Regions from separate parts of the Mus musculus genome. Here region 1 is linked to region 2. The links are chromatin loops, found by intact Hi-C in ENCODE. Cell type or tissue: heart. All regions are shown on one strand. Each heading gives the region's core, and the rest is flanking DNA. Links, peaks and the distances in the headings are about the cores only.

The links. Hi-C counts contacts between places; a loop is a spot of excess contacts. Peaks named below come from ENCODE experiments on the same cell type or tissue, not always from the same donor. Only the 100,000 strongest peaks of a DNase experiment are listed, where the experiment ranks them.
Region 1: it touches region 2 in a loop (8-fold over the local background); 5 of 42 quality-filtered maps call a loop at or near these places.

Annotation. Positions count from the first base shown.
Region 1 is chr3:83,411,850-83,420,457 of GRCm38, forward strand. No RefSeq gene overlaps it. Among named protein-coding and RNA genes, the nearest start is that of 1700028M03Rik, 160 kb to the right of the region's middle. In heart, for the core only: a CTCF peak has its summit at 4,898 (motif pointing right); no DNase peak of the experiment used is centred there.
Region 2 is chr3:83,759,939-83,768,546 of GRCm38, forward strand. It overlaps Sfrp2 (secreted frizzled-related protein 2), which reads left to right and starts at 6,383. Exons shown (of 3, transcript NM_009144.2): 1 at 6,383-7,105. The coding sequence starts at 6,604. In heart, for the core only: a CTCF peak has its summit at 4,499 (motif pointing left); DNase peaks (open chromatin) are centred at 4,503 and 6,253; H3K4me3 peaks cover 2,853 bases; H3K27ac peaks cover 2,693 bases; H3K27me3 peaks cover 3,571 bases.

The DNA.
Region 1 (8,608 bases), core at 2,451-7,450, 350 kb before region 2:
GGTGAAGTAGCTGGATATAAAATTAACTCAAACAAGTCAACGGACTTTCTCTACACAAAGAATAAACAGGATGAGCAAGAAATTAGGGAAACAACACCCTTCTGAATAGTCACAAATAATATAAAATATCTTGGCGTGACTCTAACTAAGGAAGTGAAAGATCTGTATGATAAGAACTTCAAGTCTCTGAAGAAAGAAATTAAAGAAGATCTCAGAAGATGGAAAGATCTGCCATGCTCATGGATTGGCAGGATCAACATTGTAAAAATGGCTATCTTGCCAAAAGCAATCTACAGATTCAATGCAATCCCCATCAAAATTCCAACTCAATTCTTCAACGAATTAGAAAGAGCAATCTGCAAATTCATCTGGAATAACAAAAAACCTAGGATAGCAAAAACTCTTCTCAAGGATAAAAGAACCTCTGGTGGAATCACCATGCCTGACCTAAAGCTTTACTACAGAGCAATTGTGATTAAAAACGGCATGGTACTGGTATAACGACAGAAAAGTAGCCCAATGGAATAGAATTGAAGACCCAGAAATGAACCCAAACACCTATGGTCACTTGATCTTCGATAAGGGAGCTAAAACCATCCAGTGGAAGAAAGACAGCATTTTCAACAAATGGTGCTGGCACAACTGCTTGTTATCGTGTAGAAGAATGCGAATCGATCCATTCCTATCTCCTTGTACTAAGGTCAAATCTAAGTGGATCAAGGAACTCCACATAAAACCAGAGACACTGAAACTTAGAGAGGAGAAAGTGGGGAAAAGCCTCGAAGAGATGGGCACAGGGGAAAAATTCCTGAATAGAACAGCAATGGCTTGTGCTGTAAGATCGAGAATTGACAAATGGGACCTCATGAAACTGCAAAGCTTCTGCAAGGCAAAAGACACCGTCAATAAGACAAAAAGGCCACCAACAGATTGGGAAAGGATCTTTACGTATCCTAAATCAGATAGGTGACTAATATTCAATATATATATATAAAGAACTCAAGAAGGTGGACTCCAGAAAAATCAAATAACCCCATTAAAAAATGGGGCTCAGAGCTAAACAAAGAATTCTCACCTGAGGAATACCAAATGGCTGAGAAGCACCTGAAAAAATGTTCAGCATCTTTAATCATCAGAGAAATGCAAATCAAAACAACCCTGAGATCTCACCTCACACCAGTCAGAATGGCTAAGATAAAAAATTCAGGTGATAGTAGATGCTGGCAAGGGTGTGGAGAAAGAAGAACACTCCTCCATTGTTGGTGGGATTGCAAGCTTGTACAACCACTCTGGAAATCAGTCTGGCAGTTCCTCAGAAAATTGGACATAGTACTACCAGAGGATCCTGCAATACCTCTCCTGGGCATATATCCAGAAGATGTTCCAACTGGTAAGAAGGACACATGCTCCACTATGTTTATAGCAGCCTTATTTATAATAGCCAGAAGCTGGAAAGAACCTAGATGTCCCTCAACAGAGGAATGGATACAAAAAATGTGGTACATTTACACAATGGAGTACTACTCAGCTATTAGAAGGAATGAATTTATGAAATTCCTAAGCAAATGGTTGGACCTGGAGGGCATCATCCTGAGTGAGGTAACACAATCACAAAAGAACTCAAATGATATATACTCACTGATAAGTGGATATTAGCCCAGAAACTTAGTATACCCGAGATATAAGATACAATTTGCAAAACACATGAAACTGAAGAAGAACAAAGACCAAAGTGTGCACACTTTGCCCCTTCTTAGAATTTGAAACAATCGCCCATGGAAAGAGTTAGAGAGACAAAGTTTGGAGCTGAGACAAAAGGATGGACCATCTAGAGACTGTCATATCCAGGGATCCATCCCATAATGAGCCTCCAAATGATGACACCATTGCATGAACTAGCAATTGTTTGCTGCAAGGACCCTGATATAGCTGTCTTTTGTGAGACTAGTCCGGGGCCTAGCAAACACATAGGTGGATGCTCACAGTCAGCTATTGGATGGATCACAGGGCCCCCAATGGAGGAGCTAGAGAAAGTACCCAAGGAGCTAAAGGGATCTGCAACCCTATAGGTGAACAACATTATGAACTAACCAGTATCTCTGAGCTCTTGACTCTAGCTGCATATGTATCAAAAGATGGCCTAGTCATCCATCACTGAAAAGAGAGGCCCATTGGACTTGCAAACTTTATATGCCCCAGTACAGGGGAACGCCAGGGACAAAAAGTGGGAATGGGTGGGTAGGGGAGTGGGGAAAGGGCATGGGGGACTTTTGGACTAGCTTTGGAAATGTAATTGAGGAAAATACATAATAAAAAATTTTTTTAAAAAAAAGAAAAGAAGTCACTGTTGCTGTGATAGTAAACAGTGCTGACCCCACCCACAAGACTCTTCTAGGACTATAACCACAATCAAACTTACTTTCATAAGTAATTATTAAATACCACTTCAATTATTTATTCTTTTTCTTATGCATATAAGTAGGGTTTCCTAGAGGCTACATGGTATGGTATGCAATGTTGAAATAGACATGAGAATCATATATGAAAATCTAGCAGATATCTATTAAGCTAAACATCAAAGAGGAAAATATAAAACAGTCCACTCTTCTTGGTTAGCTTATTTCAGTATGTCAGATACAATTTTTTAGCATTTATTATCAGTAGTCAGATCCAATATAAACATGTCTTTGGGTGTCTCAAATATTGTGAAGTATGCAGAATGACCCTTAGATTAACGACATTGAAATCTACTGACCTCGCAGAATGAAAATAAATTATCGAGCAGTACCTTTGTGTTAAGCTCTCATACCTTCCAAACATTTCTATGACCACATCTGATCCTCTTTCTTTCATCCTGTTTGAGTGAAGCCTTCTTCTACTTCCCCATGTCTGCCCAGCTGAAGACACTTTAGCCAAGTTCATATCACTCTTGCTTTTATGCAAACATGTCCAAATTTAGTTATAAATGGGGAGCACCACTTATCACACTCATGCTGGCCTCTTTCTCCCCACCCTGTTCAGACTACTTTCAATGGAAGTCATCTTGCATCGAGATATCAATACACAAACACACTTTAGATCCCTTCACCCTTTCCTGGTGATCGTCATGGAGCACCTGTCCTGAAGCTGCTTCCAAACTCTACATCTCTGCTTTAATTCATTTGCATGATACTGTGTTTGCCTGAAATGAGTATTTCTGTCAATGAACTTGGAGTCTTACCTGTGTCGAGGTTATCTGTAGAACAGAAGAAACATGTATTTACATGAGGGGCAGAAGAATCAAACATCCCAGTCTGTTCCCTCATCAGCAAAGTATAACCTCTATGTTAGGAAGAAAGCTGGATGCTCTGAGTGTAAAAGACAGTTCCTTTGTCTTTAGCTAGTGCCTAGGAAAGTAGAGAGCCATAAGTGGGGGAGGGGTGGTTCAGTGTGTTTGTGTGTGGTGGTTTGAATGAGAATGCCATCCATAGATCTATTTACTTGAATACTTAACCCCCAGACAATGGAACTATATGGGGAGGAATAACAGGTATGGTGTTGGGGAAGGTTTGTCACTGAGGATGGGTGTGGGATTGAGGCTTCAAACCCCACCCCTGTACCGTTTCCAGTTAGTGCTTTCTGCTTTGTGCTGTGGTTCGGAATGTAAGCTCTCAGCGACTGCCTGCCTGCTGCCATGCTCCCTGCCATGCTCCCTGCCATGCTCCCTGCCATGCTCCCTGCCATGCTCCCTGCCATGCTCCCTGCCATGCTCCCTGTCATGCTCCCTGTCATGCTCCCTGTCATGAGAGCTCCAATCCTTTGAAACTCAGAACCTCAATGAAAGTCTTTCTTCTGTAAGCTGCCTGGATACGGTGTCTTATCACAGCCTTAGAAAAGTAACTGCTATGCGGTGCCAACATGAGGACCTGAGATTGACCCCTCAGCACTAATATGACAGCCAGGCAACATGGTACACATCTATCACCCCAGTGCTTGGGGGGAAAGACAGGAGGCTCTTAGGGCTCTAGCCAAATCAGTGAGCCCCCACTTTCACAAGAGATCCCCATCTCAAAAATAAAGTGACGTCTCCACTCAGTCCAAGACTTTCTCGTTTATCCTAGTACCTACAGGTAAAGTGTCCTCAAGTCCTGAATATCTCAGCCTAATCGTCTTTACCCCACAGCTCCTTGTGCCCCACAGGTAAGTGGTCACTGGAACCTGAGTCCTGAGCCTACACTTCTTCAGTCCCCTTAACCATGAGATCTAACATGTAAGAAGTCCCCAAACCATCAGCTCCACATCCACACCTTGACTCATACAACTAGCCCTAGATGCACAAGTCCCAGTGCAAAAACAAGAACCACATAGACATCCAAGACATTAGCCTTCCTCAAAAATTACAAACCCCATAATAATGCACCCATAGACCCAGAGAAGCTAAGTAACAAGGAGGGCTCAAGGAGGGATGTGCAAATCTCATTTTGTAGGGAAAATAGAATAGACATCCCTGCTAGATGTGTGTGTGTGGGGGGGGTGGGGGCATAGTGTAGATGGGGGATAGGAACAAGAGGGATCAGGTGGAGGGTTGATGGAGGGAAAGAGTACTGGGAGAGGCAACTGAAGTCAGGAGTGGGGGGCATCTCTGAGAGGAGTTAGAAACCTATTGCAATGGAAATTCCTAGAAATCTACGAGGATGAAACCAAAAGACTCCTAGCAATGGAAGACCCAGAGCCAGAACTAGCCATCTCCTATAACAAGGCAAGACTTCCAAAGGAGGGATTGTGACACCAACCCACCCACAAAACCTTTGACCTACAATGTGTTCTACCTACAAGATGTGTTGGGATAAAAGGTTGCACAGAAATTGTGGGAATAACCAATGAATGACTGGTCCACCTTGAGACTCAAGCCACTAGAGGGAGCCCAGCCCTGACACTGCCTGGAGGGCCAGGAACAAGAAGCTGGATAACCCAGAGACCTAGGATAGAACCAAACACAAGTGGAAACAAACAAGCAAACAAACAAAACAAACAAAACAACAACAACAAAACCAAACCCTAAAGTCAATGAAATGAAATTATTACTAATGATATTTATTCTGCTATACTCATAGATTGGAGCCTAGTCCAATTGTTTTGTTTTGTTTCATTCTTTTTTTTAATTAGATATTTTCTTCATTTACATTTCAAATGCTATCCCAAAAGTCCCCTATACTCTCCCTCTGCCCTGCTCCCCTACCCACTCACTCCAACTTCTTGGCCCTGGCAGCCTACTAAGGCCATCTTCTGCTACATATGTAGCTAGAGACACGAGGTCTGGGCGTACTGATTAGTTCATATTGTTGTTCCACCTATAGGGTTGCAAACCCTTTCAGCTCTTAGGTACTTCCTCTAGCTCCTCCATTGGGGGCCCTGTGTTCCATTCTATAGATGACTGTGAGCATCCACTTCTGTATTTGCCAGGCTCTGGCAAAGCCTCACAGGAGACAACTCTATCAGGGTCCTGTCAGCAAAATCTTGCTGACATATGCAATGGTGTCTGTGTTTGGTGGCGTTATGGGATGCACCCCCGGGTGGGGCAGTCTCTGGATGGTCCATCCTTTCATCTTAGCTCCAAACTTTGCCTCTACAACTCCTTCCATGGATATTTTATTCCCTATTCTAGGGAGGAATGAAGTATCCATGCGTTGGTCTTCCTTCTTGATTTTCTTGTGTTTTGGAAGTTGTATCTTGGGTATTCTAGGTTTCTGGGCTAATATCCACTTATCAGTGAGTGCATATCAAGTGACTTCTTTTGTGATTGGGTTACCTCACTAAGGATGATATCCTCCAGATACATCCATGTACCCACGAATTTCATAAATTCATTGTTTTTAATAGCTGAGTAGTTCTCCATTGTGTAAATGTATCACATTTTCTGTATCCATTCCTCTGTTGAGGGACATCTTTCCAGCCTCTGGCTATTATAAATAAAACTGCTATGAACATAGTGGTGCATGTGTCCTTATTGCAAGTTGGAACATCTGAGTATATGCCCATGAGAGGTATTGCTGGATCTACCAGTAGTAATAAGTCCAGTTTTCTGAGGAACTGCCAGACTGATTTCCAGAGTGGTTTTTCCAACTTGCAATCCCACCAGCAATAGAGGAGTGTTCCTCTTTCTCCACATCCTCACCAGCATCTGCTGTCGCCTGAATTTTTGATCCTAGCCATTCTGACTGGTGTGAGGTGGAATCTCAGAGTTGTTTTGATTTGCATTTCCCTGATGATTAAGGATGTTGAACATTTTTTCAAGTGCTTCTCAGCCCTTCAGTATTCCTCAGTTGAGAATTCTTTGTTTAGCTCTGTACCCTATTTTAATGGGGTTATTTGAATTTTTGGAATTCAGCTTCTTGAGCTCTTTGTATATATTCCTAGTTCAATTTTTATGAGAGGCTTTATCCAGCAATTGATGGAAATAGATGCAAAGACCCACAGCCAAATGTTAGGTGGAGTTTTAGGAATCCCTCAGAACAGGGGGAAGGATTGTAGGAGTCAATGGTATTAAGGACACCAAAGAAAACCCACAGAATCAATTAACCTGGGCCCGTAAGGGCTCAATGAACCTGAAACACTAACCAGGGAGCATGCATGGGATTGACCTGGTCTCCCTCTACATATGTTACAGTTGTGTATGTAGGTTAGTCTTCTTGGGGGACCCCTATAAGTGGAACCAGTGGCTGTGTCTGATTCTGTTGCCAGCCAGCCTTTGGGACCTTTTCTTCCTACTGGGTTGCCTTGTGTAGGAAAGGAGGTGCCTAGTCTTACTGCAACTTGATATGGCTGGTTAATAACTGTGGGAGGCCTGTCCTTTCCTAAAGAGAAACTGAGGAAGAGTTGTGGATGGAAGGAAGGGACTGGGCAAAAGAAGGGAGGAGAAATTGCAGTTGAGCTGTTACAATAAGTAGATAGATAGAGAAATTAAGGAAGGAAGGAAGGAAGGAAGGAAGGAAGGAAGGAAGGAAGGAAGGGAACTGCCTTGAAGAACTTCCTAGAAGAAAGTGTGGTCAGGCTATAAAAATGAATGAATGAATGAATGAATGAATGAATGAATAGATAATAAAAGAAGAACCTTGAAGAACTTCCAAAGAATTCAAGATAATGACTATGACTCTAGGTTAACAACTCAAAAAAGACATGAATATATTACAACAGAACAAAAGCAAAGAGATGAATGGAACCAAGAAGTGGACACGTAATCTGTAATTGGAATCTAATAAAGTCTTAAATTACAGAAGAAAAGATAGACTGAAGTGATATTTGGAAAGTAAAAACTCAGTAAGTCAATTATAAACCTCAGTGGAAAGCCTCACCAATAGAATGGATCATATGGAATAGAAACATCAGAAAGAAAGGTAGGGGAATTGGTTCACTCAGCAAAGGTCAATGATAAATTTATAAATTACATGATCAGAAAGTGGGAAAACCTTGGGACAGCAGGAAAAAGACATAACCTTCAGAATATTTTAATAGAAGAAGACATACCAAGATATAGACATAGAAGACATGGAAGAGATATTTCCATTAAAAAAGAGATGCCATTTAAGCATGAAACACCTAGAGAGTGGTGAATAGGCAGGACTAGGAACAAAACTCCTCATGGCATATTATAATTAGAACATTAAAACATAGCAGAGAAAGCTGAAAAGAACAAAGTTCAAGTATTTATAAAGTCAGTCTTGTGAGATAATCACTCAATAATCAATAGAAAGTTTCAAAGCCCAAAGGGCTGGAGAGCTATCTTCCAGCTTCTCAAAGATAACAGCTAAAGTATGCATTAAAACTGATGGAGAAATATAAGCTTCTCTTGACAAAAACAGATACAAGAAATTTATGACCTCCCCAAGCCAGAACATATGGGAAAGAAGGATTCTATCTGAGTAGGTCACAGGGAATCATAGAACCAGTACATAACAGGAATTATGACTTATTGTTCAATAGCTTTGAGTATTGATTGTCTCATTTCTGACATAAGATAACACAGATTTGCAGATTGAATCTGAAAACATGATTTTGTTTTTACTGCCTCCAAGAAGTGCGCCTTGTCATCAGTGATAGATAAAAGGGTAAATAGGTGTAAACAGATTATTCCAAGCACACGAATCTGGGAAAACAGCAGGTGTAGCAATTCTTGTTTCTGACAAGATAGTTGTCTTAGTCAGGGTCTCTATTCCTGCACAAAACATCATGATCAAGAAGCAAGTTAGGGAGGAAAGAGTTTATTCAGCTCACACTTCTACATTGCTGTTCACCACCAAAGGAAGTCAGGACTGGAACTCAAGCAGGTCAGAAAGCAGGAGCTGATGCAGAAGCCATGGAGGGATGTTGCTTCTCCTGGCTTGCTCAACTTGCTTTCATATAGAACCCAAGACTACCAGCCTAGGAATGGTACCACCCACAATGGGCCCTCCCTCCTTGATCACTAATTGAGAAAATGCCCCACAGCTGGATCTCATGGAGACATTTCCTCAAGGGAGACTCCTTTCTCTGTGATAACTCCAGCTTGTGCCAAGTTGACACACAAAACCAGCAGTACAATAGTCTTCAAAGCAAAACTTGTCAAAAGAGATAGGGAGGGCCACTATGTATT
Region 2 (8,608 bases), core at 2,229-7,228:
GGCAGAAGTTGCTGAGAAGCGCTTTAGCTAATTAAAACTTCACAGAAACAAGGGGAAAACAGGAAATGTTGCACGGCACAGCCAAGATGATCTCTAGACACTTCACAGACTGGCCAAGGACCAGAAACCCAATTTAACATTTGCAAACGTTTCTGTGAAATATTTGACTCCTCCCTGGGCAACTAGAGATTTACAAACTACTAAGGGACATTCAGCTTGCTAATGAAAACTTTATAAATACTTAGTGCCAGTGAACTCAGCCAGGGTGCTAATTCTGCCTGGGCTGGACACCACAGTCTGAAAGGATACGTTGCATGCTTAGCCCTAGACCAGCTCAAATCCTGCAGCTTACTGAAGCTGAGCCTGCCATAAATTGATGACTCAATTTAATAAATGTGACAAATGTCTTTATTTGGGCTGTGGAAAAAATCTACCAATTATAAAGACCCAAAGATGCAAAATATGAATTCAGGGAGACCAACAGCTCTCCACGCTGAGGTCCATCTCTGGGAGGAGCACGTGCTCACACTCGGGTCTCTTCTGCCCATGGGGCGCTCCTATGTGATGCCTCCTTGCTATTTTCTGATAGCCAGATAGCCACAGCTCTCACCTGAGTGAGCACCTGTTTAACCTGTGGTCCCTGCTATTCACAGCAGACAATCAAGCCAGCCTTTCTTTCCAGGCTCTGGGCTGGCAAACAACCTCGAGCCTTGGGCTTTTGCTTTTCCGGTCGGCATTTTTTTAATGTGAGTGATTGGGTGATGCTTAAAGAGTCTCATCAGCAGTCGCAATCCCATCAGTGAGCAGTGACCTCCTGGGATCCCAGAGAACAGCAGGGCAAGCTGGGTAGGCAGCAGGGCAGAGACAAGGGAAGGTGCCAGTAAGCCTTTAATTAAGGACGGAATGCAGGCTAGGTCTACACTGTTGTCCTGGGTTTCAAATTTTTCAACCCCCAGATAAAGGAATTGTGAGTGGTGGGGCTAAGGTGATGGCTTAGGTTATAACTAAAAGGCTTTGTGTTGTGAGGAATCGGGTGGGGGGGAGGATGGGGGGGGCATCAGTAGACTCCCCTGTTCTAGAGGCAGTGTGGCCAAAGGGACTCCTCCCTGCTGGGGCTTATTGTCCTTGGCACTCTTTGTTTATTTATTTATTTTGGTTTTTAGCAGAAGCAATCCAGGGAAGGCCAAGGCATCCTCTGCTCTTTCTTCCAAGATTCAAGAGCCATTTCTCTCCTTGAAAGAACAGAGGGAATGGAAACCAGACTCTCCAAGATAACCAGCCACAACCAGCTTTCCTGATGTGACAGACACAGAGAGAGAGAAAGAGACAGAGAGACAGAGGGACAGGAGACGCCTTCGCAAAGCAGTTTTCTCATCCATCAGCAGTCCGCTGCTGACAAACCTTTCTGTGACCAAGGAAGTGCACCGCACCACTGAAGAAAGATCATGGGTGTGATTGTTTTGGCACGACTTAGCAACTGTGCTCTATTGCTATTTGTTTCTGTGTGTGAATCGGGGTTTGTCTGTGAAGTCCAGACAAACCTAGAATGCACTACATAGCCAAAGCTTGCTTGAAACTCATGACAATCCTCCTGCCTCAGTCTCCCAATCTGGAACTATAGGTGAGCTTCATGGGGTCCAACTTCTTTCAGTCATTTAAATTTTTTTAATGTGTGATTGTGTTTGCTTGAATGCATGCATGGGTGAACGTACGGGTGGAGGACAGTGGGCACAGAAGGTACTAGAAGTGCAGTTACAGGGGACTGTGAACCGCGCACTGTGGATGCTGGCAACCGCCCCAGCTCCTCAACAAGAGCAGCAAGTGCTCTTAACCACTGAGCGGTCTCTACTTCATTTCCCATTTATTACAGAGCTTCCAAAGTATCCATTCATTGACTTCTTGGCCTTTGTCAACGAGCAAGTTCGATGTACTTGGGACAGAGAGGGGGCAGGCCTCCACAGGTGGACGGAATCTGCCAAACACATGGCTTACTGAGATCCTGGCAATTATCGTTCTTCCCAGACAGGCTCCTTCTGGTGGGGAGGTAGCCATCAAGTCAGACACAGGATAACTCAGCTGGCTTTGTCTCTAAGGGATCATCGCCTCACACACCCCTGACTGCTGCCCAAGTTCCCCATGGCAAAAACTAGATGCTGGGTCTAATCCCCACCCTAGTAGACCTCCACCAGGCAGCAAACTTTCCTGGCCTGGTCCCTTGGGTTCCTGGTCTGGTCCCTTGGCTGGTTTTTCCAGGTTGGATGGCTCTGAGGCCCTTAACATCTTAAAGAGCAACAGCTCCGTTCAGTTGTTAGCATAGTATTCGCCCTCACTCTAGCCAATTCTTAAAGTGGAAATACAAAGCACCTGGTCTCTGTGCTCAGAGTTCCTCGCACCTCCAGGCGTGGGCACCGGTCCTCCCTGCGCCTGCGCAGGAAGGTAGCTTCCCCTGGCATGGGGACCCACTAGTGACAGGACGAAGAGGAGCCTAAGAAATGAAGTCGTTGCTCCTCCGAGGGCCAAAGGCCATCCTCTTGAGCAACCGGTAAGAATGTAAAAGATCTCAGTTTCCACTGGTGAGGGAGAGCAGCTCTCCTTGTACTAGAGACAACCTCTCGTTTGGGAAATGGCGCCCCCAGATGGCTGCAGCGAATACTGGAGAAAGTAGTGGCCCTGGTACCGGGCAGCCTTACCAGGCCTGGAAGATTCGGTACACTGGAGAAGACAACCCTCACCCCTGGAAAGTCTGTGGATAAAAGTCAAGTAATAACACTTCTGGAGGCAACCAAAAGAACAGGACCCAAAGGCAGGCAGCTAGATCTCTGTGTGACATGGTTCAGTTACTTAAATCCTTTGTGCCTCAATTTCCTTATGATTATGGAAAAAAAAAAGTGTAACAATCAAGGGACCAGCGAAACAGTTCAGCAGGTAAGTTTGCTTGCCACCAGACCTGACCATATGAGTTTTATCTTGGGGGTCCATGGGTGCAAGGAGAGAACCAAACCCCTAAAGTTGTCCTCTGATCTCCACAGGAATGTTGTGGCCCTACAACCCCCATAAATAAATGTGGAGTGGGGAGGCAGGGGGTGGTTAAGGATAATGATCACGGCCACTTGCTGGGTGGCAGTGAGGATTTCTAAAGACAAGATGACATTGGTCGGGTGGTTGCTGGGTCCTCTTCCTAGGGGTTAGGGGATGCCCTACTATGTGCTGCTCTAGACTACAAATCTTGACTTCAAAACAGCCTTAGAGCAGAAACTCCCCTTCCTTTGACCCAGGCCCTGCGTGTTAACCAGGAAAGTGGACACCTAGCACCCACATTTTCCCCTCTAAAGGAAGTACAGGCCAGTGATGTGAACACTTCCGGGGAGAGCGTGAAAAATGAATCTCCATTTCAAGTTTGCCCCCTGGGCAGCCAAAGCTGCATCATCGGAGAAATTAAGAAACTACACATGCGTGTTGTGCTTCTAGGCTTTCTTGCTTTGAGACCTTTGCTGGGCTTCTGTGTGCTTTCAGGACACCATTCCAGAGTGCAGGAGGAAGCTTGCTCTCCTGGCACCCAGGCTGCCCTGCGACCTCCTTGGATGCTGGGCAGAACTGGGATTAGCAAGCTCCAGACGTTGGAGATCCCCCTAAGCATCTTAGCTTGAGAGCAAAGGGCTCGCCTCTCCAGAAATCTAGCAGCCAGCAAAGGGTTAACCAAGCAGCAGAGAGACTAGGGCAGCTTTCTGTGTCCCTCAAGATTCATCAATGCCCCTTAAAGACAGAAAGCACCAGATGGAAAGGCAAGACCACCAAAAGACAGATGTGGAGGCTCTTTGGGCCTGCAGCATTTGAGTAGGACGTTGTTGGCTGGGTGCTGGGATGGGGGTGGGACTGAGGGAAGGGTCCGGTACTATGAGAAGCATCCTCTAAGCAGAATAGGAGGGCCTGGCACTGTGAATCGCACTGTTTACTAACTAGGAACTTCCCTTCACAGGGAATTGAGAGGAGGCTCGACATGGACTCTCAGAGGCAAAGGCTTGCGACTTTTGATAGGAAACCTGTGTACCTGGGAACCTACAGGAAGCGCAGAAGAGCCTAGGCGAACCCAAGCACTCCAAGTGCTTGCTTTGCCCGGGAGTTCTCTCCTCTGGGCTACATAAACCCACACGGGAACCCGGTGGGGATAACCACAGAGTGTCCTTGAGCTGTGCTTCACACACAGACAGTGAGTGGTCTACCCTCTGAGGAAGGCTACTGCCCTGCTCCCCAGCAGCGGGCTTGCCGCGCGGACACGCCTGTCACACAAGCATGCAATTGGCTGATGATGGACGAAAGGAGGGTGCACGACTCTAGATGGAGAGGAAGATGGAGCTTGAGCTTGAGTCCAGGCCGAGTGGTACTGATGTTGGAACGGTCTGCGACAACAAGCTATGTTTCTGACGACCCGGGCAAGCAAGCGGGCAGAAGCGAGAGCTTGAGCCCGGTGTTACTGGAGACTCCCGTAAGACTTCGGGCGACCCCTCCTGGCGAGCGAGACAGACGCAGGCTCCCCAAACAATGCCTAGGCCCGCGGTAGTGCGCCAGGCGCATGGGCAGCCCGCTGCACTCCGAAACACAAAAGCGAGTGACTCAAACTAGACGAATTGGTGGTGGGCTTCTTGATCTTCCACTCAGGGGATCGGCAGGCGGGAGGTGACCCCATGGATGTACTTTGGGGCCACGAGTAGTGAATACCTGAGAATACTAGAATTCCATTTCAGCGTTCAGCCTGTGTAGCTGTTTGGTTTAACTTTTTTGTATTTGTGTGGTTTATTTTCAAACTAGTTTTTACCTGGGGAGAAAGTCTAAGCCTCTGGCTGCTTCAGCTAGACACGGGAAGGTCTAGAGCCAATTGGATGGAAACGGCTCCACTCAGGCAGGCCTTCAGCAGAGCAGGAAAGATGGAGCTGGACTTTTAAAGACTCCCATTGCGGGCTCCCTCTGGGTGTTTACCTGCTTCGACTATGGCCAGAAGTGGGTAGGAAATAGCATTTTATCGTCCTCTCGTCACTCCTTAAACTCTCATAAACTGCGGGACCACAAAATGTGCTGACCCCCTAAATCCTGAGCTCACCATCCAGATGGATGGAAAATGTAAATCAGGCAGCAAACATCCAACCCAGCTGTTAAATCCAGGAAGCAGCAACAATGTGTCCACCTTACACTTGAAAGAGGATTGTTGGGGGGGGGGGGGGCAAAGAGGGGAAGTCACTACCCAGGACTTGCAAGGTCCCACTTAAAGAGAGGCTGACTCTTAAGACAAGGGAAGGTTTGGGGAAGAGACACCCCCCCCCTTAACCCACCCCCTGCGCACGTCCAAACTGTCTCTCTGTACTCCTTTCCCCGCCTGGCACCTTACAATCCACTTACCCTAACATTAGGTTCCCTGTTCTACAGAGCAGAGGATGGCCCGATGGGTGACCAGGATGGCGTGACCAGGATGGGTGACCAGGATGGCGTCCCTGGTTGTTAGGGGATGAATGGGCCAACTATGCTGAGGACATGACTAACTCTTGTGACCACAGAGGTCTCTGCCCGTTCCTGCCCACCTTCTGACCTTGGTACTCATAAGCCCCATTTATTGCTTTGGTGGCCTATACTGAGGTAATCCTGAACCCCTATGTATTAGAGCCCGTGCAGCCTTCAAGCATAGACATCTCTTCAGAGGTCAAATTTTCTCCTCCAAAGAGGAGAAATGGCGGGCAAATTCGTGATGCCTCTGACAAGTCCTCCACAGTGACAAAATCCTATAGACACCCCAGCAAAATAGCAACTCCGTGCATGGCTGCAATTCCATTTTATAAGTCAGAATGTGTCGTGAGGCTGTGGAATCACATTGCTCAAGCCAGTCTGCTCAACTTGGGCTGGAGAACCGGGAGGAAAAAGCCCAGGCCACAAAGAGTCTAGTACTGCTGGTTTATGGTTACTCGGGGACAGGGACGCAGTGCTGAGACTTAAAGGCTGCTGCACATCGATACGGGCGCAGGCCACGCGGGGCGTGAAACGCGTTCCAGCCCTGATCCGACTGCAAGGCAGCTAGCCCGGCTCCACGCGTGTCCTCGACTTTCGTTGCCTCCTCCTCGCTCTCCCCTCGCTCTCCCTGGGACAGGGTGGCCCGCGCTTGTCTGCTTGCAAGGCAATCACCAGAGCGCGCGCGCAGGGGCTGCTGCCTCGGGGTGGGGGCGCAGCCCGAATTTCCTGCCAGCGAGCGCGTGAGGGGCATTCTCAACGCAGCCAGCCCCAGAAAGTAGTGACCGGCCTCCTCGGATTACTCCGGTTTGGCTCCTCCCTTGCTCCCCCTCCTCCACCTCCAGATTTGCATAAAAAAGGCCAAGAAAACTCTGGCTGGGCCCCAGCCTCTGCTCACTCTGCTCCCCCGGGTCGGAGCCCCCCGGAGCTGCGCGCGGGCTTGCAGTGCCTTGCCCGCGCCGACCTCCCGGCGCCCGGCTTCGCGCGTTCGCGCCGCCCGCTGTCCAGAGCCCCCACGAGCAGAGCGAGGGAGTCCCGGACGAGCTCGAGCTCCGGCCGCCTCTCGCTTCCCCCGCTCGGCTCCCTCCGCCCCCCGGGGGTCGCTAGTCCACGATGCCGCGGGGCCCTGCCTCGCTGCTGCTGCTAGTCCTCGCCTCGCACTGCTGCCTGGGCTCGGCGCGTGGGCTCTTCCTCTTCGGCCAGCCCGACTTCTCCTACAAGCGCAGCAACTGCAAGCCCATCCCCGCCAACCTGCAGCTGTGCCACGGCATCGAGTACCAGAACATGCGGCTGCCCAACCTGCTGGGCCACGAGACCATGAAGGAGGTGCTGGAGCAGGCGGGCGCCTGGATTCCGCTGGTCATGAAGCAGTGCCACCCGGACACCAAGAAGTTCCTGTGCTCGCTCTTCGCCCCTGTCTGTCTCGACGACCTAGATGAGACCATCCAGCCGTGTCACTCGCTCTGCGTGCAGGTGAAGGACCGCTGCGCCCCGGTCATGTCCGCCTTCGGCTTCCCCTGGCCAGACATGCTGGAGTGCGACCGTTTCCCGCAGGACAACGACCTCTGCATCCCCCTCGCTAGTAGCGACCACCTCCTGCCGGCCACAGAGGAAGGTAAGCCTTCCCTATTCGATCCACCCACTCCCAAGAAGCCTGAGGTGCTAGGACCTGGGGAGTGGGGTGGGTGGGGTGGGGGACACCCCGCAGCCACCACTCCACATCCTAGTTTGTCCAGGCTGGAGGTCCCAACCTTGGATATGGCAGCTCTCCTTGCCCTAATCTGTTGCCATACGGAGTTAGAGATATCCACCCATGCGCCAAGATTCCTCCTTGGTTCTAACAGTTCCTCTTAGGTAGTTAAGAAAGCCAAACAAAAGTGGCAAGCCTTTTTTTAAGATTCTTGCTCTGCGTCCCCGCTTCTGAAAGCATTTACCATGATTGGGTCCTAGTGATGAGCACCCAGGCTCAGCCTCTCTCTGCACGTTCTTGTCCCACTGGATAAAAACAAACGATACACGTTGATCACCTTTTGAGATTGTTTTTTTGTCCTTCGCCAATGTAGGTTTGGAGATAAAAAAACGAAGACTGTCTGGGAGCGAGTGGAACCCTGACTATTGGTTTTAACTCCCCAGGTGTTTGGGGGAGAGAGGCTAAAGGCAATCAACAGGACTCATCTCTCTGTCACTATCTGCTTTTATCTTAGGAGTGGTTTTAATTAGCTGGGGAAAAAATCATGCAGAAGAGTTCCCTCAAGTTTTTAGAAAACAGAGGGAAGTTCATAGGCAAAAACCATCAAAGCAATGAAAACCTCATGCACTCTTGATACTTTTCCTGAAAGGAAAAAGTATACAATGTGTCTGAGCTGATTTGGGCCCCGGAGATAGAAAAGGGGGCTTCCTTACCCCTCTCTGGCTGCAGCCGCATCTCCCTTTCAATCGCTAATTTTTTTCCTGCAGACATCATTAGTTAAAGAAAATACAAAGTTGTTTAGCAATCTTTCCTGGCAGGCACCATGAGTCTGCAATCATCTTATTGGTTAGGTTTCTAATTTATTGCAAATGTTTGGCATTTTTCAAACATTTGCCCAACATATACAATAGAATAACCAATACAGGTTGGTAGCATTTCATACACACTCCGAGCCTCCCGATTGGAAGTGTTTCTCTCTGGTTGGGTAGGGCTGGGGTTGTTTTGTGGGGGTTGCCTTTGTTGTTTTTCTTCCTGCCATCAACCCAAATAGACACAGGGTATTCCTCCAGAGTTCACTTTCCTCCTTCAAAATAAGCCTGGACGCCTGCGAAGTTTGCTTGATATTTTCAAAAATCAGATAACTTTTCTTTTATGGGTCACAAGGTTTTTTTTTTTCTTTTTCCCTGTGAAAATTTGATTTCATACTAGTGAAAACCTACAAGATTGCACTTGAATTTTAATGATATCATTGGGCATATTTATAAATTAGAGAAAGAAAGTGTTTCCTTCATGAGAGTATGTTTTTTCACGAGGGCCCCAGACAGACTGATAGCTGTAAGCCCACAGCGCGCGCGCACACACACACACACACACACACACACACCGGGTCTGTTCAGACAAACCCCACCAGGAAGTTCTTACTCACTC